Regions from separate parts of the Homo sapiens genome. Here region 2 is linked to region 1. Evidence: chromatin loops called from intact Hi-C (ENCODE). Cell type or tissue: IMR-90. All regions are shown on one strand.

The links. Peaks named below come from ENCODE experiments on the same cell type or tissue, not always from the same donor. Only the 100,000 strongest peaks of a DNase experiment are listed, where the experiment ranks them.
Region 2: it touches region 1 in a loop (9-fold over the local background); 78 of 110 quality-filtered maps call a loop at or near these places.

What each region holds. Positions count from the first base shown.
Region 1 is chr12:59,149,149-59,151,648 of GRCh38, reverse strand. No RefSeq gene overlaps it. Among named protein-coding and RNA genes, the nearest start is that of LRIG3-DT, 230 kb to the right of the region's middle. In IMR-90, a CTCF peak has its summit at 1,433 (motif pointing right); DNase peaks (open chromatin) are centred at 188 and 1,458; H3K27ac peaks cover 224 bases.
Region 2 is chr12:58,345,074-58,347,573 of GRCh38, reverse strand. No RefSeq gene overlaps it. Among named protein-coding and RNA genes, the nearest start is that of LINC02403, 260 kb to the right of the region's middle. In IMR-90, a CTCF peak has its summit at 1,338 (motif pointing left); a DNase peak (open chromatin) is centred at 1,303.

The sequences.
Region 1 (2,500 bases):
GGTACTGAAAACAAAGATTCATTAAAAGCTCACCTTGGTTCAGGTACTATAACCTAGGACATACAGATATGGATTACTGGGATGATAAACAAGAAAAAAAACTGAATTCATAAGAGCCATGAGAGGAGTAAGTTTGGAGTGATAGGAGAAAGGGGGAAAAATTAATCTATTCTTAGAAATGACTCAACCCAACAGGATCTACAAATCTAAGGAATGTAAGCTACAAGAAACCAAGAGCTTTTTTACTTCTTATTCATCTGAGAGTTGCACAAGTTAGGTTTGTTAATTTCTAATGAATTAATTGAATGGGTGATTATGCTGATTATGTTTTATTTTGAAATAGTAGTAAATTTACTATAGCCAATTTATTTTTCATATTTTGTCAAAAAATTTTGCTTAAAGTGTCTCTATTTTTCTAATTTAAATTCATGCCAGGTGCAGTGGCTCACACCTGTAATCCCAGCACTTTGGAAGGCCAAGACAAGTGGGTCATTTGAAGTCAGAAGTTCAAGACCAGCCTGGCCAACATGGTGAAACCATGTCTCTACTAAAAATACAAAAAAAATTAGCCGGGTGGTAGTGGTGCATGCCTGTAATCCCAGCTACCCGGGAAGCTGAGGCAGGAGAATTGCTTGAGCCTGGGAGGTGGAGGTTGTGGTAAGCCAAGATCATGCCACTGCACTCCACTCTGGGTGACACAGTGAGACCCTGCCTCAAAAAAAAAAAATTCTCTGCTGCATGTCTCTGCTTCAGTTTGCAGAATCTCAGGCATAGTGAATAAAACTCATTCCAGTTCAGGAAATTCCATTTTCAGGCTGGACTCAGTGGCTCACACCTGTAATCCCAGACTTTTGGGAGGCTGAGGTAAAAGGATCTCTTGAAGCCAGTAGTTCGAGACCAGCTGGGAAATTAAACAGGACCTGTCTTTCCAAAAACAAATTTAAAAATTAGCCTGGTGTGATGATGCACACCTGTAGTCCCAGCTACAAAGGAAGCTGATACAGGAGGTTCGCTTGTGGCTAGGAACTTGAGGCCACTGCACTCCAACCCAGGCAACAGAGAGACCTGTCTCTGAAAGAAGAAGAAGAAGAAATAAATTCAATTTTCAGAAAATGGCCCATTAGAAGTCTCCAATTAATGAAGTGATAAATTGAGTTGTGCATTAAAAGTTACCATAAATTTTATATTTCTTATATAGCAACATATTTCTCTAACTTAGTAATTAGTCTATTGATTTGTTCATAAATGAAATTTGAGACACAAGCAAGGTGAGTTGTTACATGTTAAATCAGTTATTATAAAATCAGGTTTTTGTCAAATTGTACTTATCTAAAAGTAAATAAATAATTAGCTGATCCTTCACACAGTGTTTTCCAATGTCCTCATTACTGTCTTCTGCACAAACCACTAGGGGGCAAGACAGTCTAACATATTAGAGTAGACCTAATTGTATCCAACAGAGGGCAGTAATACACAAACTAGGGAGACAAGTCAATTACATTACATTTCAGCCATTCGCATCTGCCATTTCCTCTGGGGATTATAAGAGGGAGGGAAGAAAGGAAGGAAGGAAGGAAGAAAGGAAGGAAGAAAGCAAGGAAGGGAGGGAGGGAACAACCCTCTCAATAAACAATTCATTGGCTGACTTTTCTGAAATTGTTAAACAAGTGAATTTAATAAACAATTTTTTCTAGATTTAAATAATTTAACTTTGAAGTGAAAAACCATAAGTTAGAAGATAAGTGTTAACAAATAGAAACAATAAAATGTGAAAATCATTTCCAATGAAAGGGAGCAAGTGTTAACAATTTTATTTTTATGGGCAAATGCAATATCATGTTACTTTTAAAGGATAAGTAGTGAATCAACAGCATAAATAATTATTTATTAGACAAAAAACAAGAGCTGAGTATCAGTGAAGTGTTAGACATTCAAAGTCATAGTCAAGGGATTAGCAATGTCTCATAAACATCTTGAAGAAGAAACCTCGGTTATGGGGAAAAGTCAAGAGTCAGAAAGCCTGGGTTTATTACTGACTATAGTATCTGATGGCTGTATGATAAGTGGTAGGTTGGTCAATCTACACAGGCTTCAGTTGCCTCATGCAAAGTTACAGAACTTGTAACGTAAATGGTTTCCCAACCTGGCTGCTCATAGAGGAAACCTTGCATTGTCATTCTCCATACCTTGTGAATTAGCACTGACTCTCCAGGAATGAAACTCAGCAACATCTATACATACATATACATATGATACAATTTAAGATCATATTATACACACATGCAATTCTAGATAATTCTGATGGTCTGTCATTATTATAACTATTGGGCTAAATGATGGTTAAGATTTATATTTTCTCTATAAAATTCTGAGTTGATGACTATTTGTGCATAATTACAACTAGTATTTTAGGATATAAGATATTTTTCTCACCCAGCACTAAACACATACACACACCAAAAACTCCATCACATTAAAAAAAACAAATAGAACTTGACAG
Region 2 (2,500 bases), 800 kb after region 1:
CTTTTGTTAATTGTATCAAGACAATTATTAATTATTCCACTTTAGAGATACCCAGTTGTAAAAGTTGCCTCCAAAAGCAAGAACAGAGATTGGGTTTGCAGGAAATGAAAAAGAAAGGCTTCAAACTGCAGCAGGATGCCCCATTGCAGTCAGCCTCATCTGCTGCTTACAGCCTGGGCCTCAGCATGTTCAGCAAACTTAGGGAACTGGAGCTGTGCATTCTAGTCAGAAGACGGGAGCAAAAGTTGTGCAGATTTTTCAAAGCATATTGTAGATTGCTGGAGTGGTCGGTGGGTTTCCAAAATGCCACTCATATCCAAATCTCTCTAGTACTGCTAAATTTAGGGTCCATAATAAATAATGGATAATCAACTTTGAAATTTATTGAGACACAATTTGAATTGGGGGAAATTACTGTGAATTTAGCAAGAATGCCCTAGGAATAAGAACACAACAGGAACCAAATAGCCCAGACTATGAAAAATAAATATGGTCTTGTGAGGTGATTGGGACCCCATTTTTCAAGGCTGCAAATAGCAAAAAGAGAATGAGAAGGAAAAATAAGGGTTTTCCAAACATTATAAAATGTAGAGCTTCTTGGTTTATAGTGAAATGGACTTGACTCCGGTAGGAAAACCAAGGACCTTGGTTATCATGTTGCTTAGACATTTTGGATGATGTTACACTCAGCATGCATCCTACTAATATTTGGAGCTATATTTCCTTTTTCTAATTCTTAATATTTAATCATTTTTCAAACAGAAAAACATAGCCTGTATTCCTACTGAATTTACCAGGGAGAAATTCTTTTAAAGACACAGTAGTTTATTGGTAGAATTTGTTGGATATCCTGCATTCACCTTCAAAATGGTGCTTATATGTGCACATCTCATGTGTCATTAATCGATTTTAATACTCCATGACTAACAAGTTCTTCTAGAAACCATGTTTCTGTACTGCTGGGAAACAATCTTCGAAAAAATAAAGCTGAACCAGAAATAGAAAGGGTTAGTCTTCTATTTTTTCACACATAGAAAGCATGGGTGCAATTCTGTTTTAATAGCAGAATAAATGGTATAGTGATAATGTTTCACGCTAATAAATTAAATTGGGGTCGCCAATGTAAAATAGAAATGTTTCTGATAGTTATGGCCTGGAAAACGAAATCTGAAAAGAAGTACAATTGCTCCGGAAAATGTTTCTTTGTATTTAAAAAAGGAGACTATCATTTTAACATTTCTCTTAACTTTGCTAAAAATAATAACCGTGACAGAATCCTTTTAGCCCTGCTAACAGGGATGCCAAACGGAAAAAAATAACTAAAGAACCACAGTGACCTCTAGTGGAAAGAAGCAGAATAGGTCTTCATTCACAGCAAGTAGTTAACCATGCAGAGAATGATTTTGCCCATAAAAACATTCTTTCTACAAATAAAATGGAAAGAAAATAATAGTTATTCTAGCCCCAAAAAAGAATTCATATTTATGCTTGGACCTGATTTTTTAGTTGCTAGCAGTTTCAGAGTTGTTTTAAACTATAGAATATGTGGTTGTAATCATGCTATATGCATACTTTTACATGCTCCAATTTAATTTTAACATGACAACACAAGTATTACCCTATGGTATTAAAAAAAAATCTTCCCAAGCACCTTTTTTGATGAGCCACAGTTTACTTAATCTTTCTTTTTTCTAAAAAAAACTTTAAAAGAAACAAACATTTTGCAAAGGAATCCAAATAGAATTAACAAAGCATTGCATAGTAAGGAAGGTTCTAGGGCAACTTACTAAACTCATTGAGATGATTTGTAATCCAAATATCGATTATTAAATGAGCATCTACTACATTCGATTTGCTGATATTAAAAGGACACCATGAAGGACCCAACAAAAAAGGTGATGCTGACAAAAGAAGTGATGCTGGAGGGATATGATCGAGATGATTGAAAGGCACATGCATATGAACAACACGAGGCAGTGCACTGCAATGGGTACCAAATGCCATGACTGACTAAGGAGATGAGAAAGGGGAAAGCATCCCAGCCCTCCAGAAAAGCAACTAGTGAAGCCGTCAAAGGATTGGAGAGTTGAAGAGGAGAAGGAAGATATATACAAGATAGAAGGAATAATAAGCAAAATTACAGAAGCAGGAATTCACAGGGTTTTCTCTAAAGGATGGAGAGTAGATTGTTCCAGCAGAGGACTTGGGAGAGCACACTTCTTGTAACACGAAGGGGGTGAAAAGAACAGGTGCAGAGCATCATCCCCCTCCCAGTCATGGTGCCAGGAGGTTCATGTGCTTTGTTTCAGTTACTCAGCCCAGCCTTGCAATTGCAGTAATGTCACTGATGCCATTTTAAGATGAGAAACCTGAGAGGCTCAAAGGAGGTAAATATTGGCCAGTAAGTGGAAAAGACAAGATTTGAACCTGATCAGTTGTCCTGCGTGGACTGCATTTTCTTAAGTGAGAAAATCTTATCCCTTACCATCATGTTTAATCT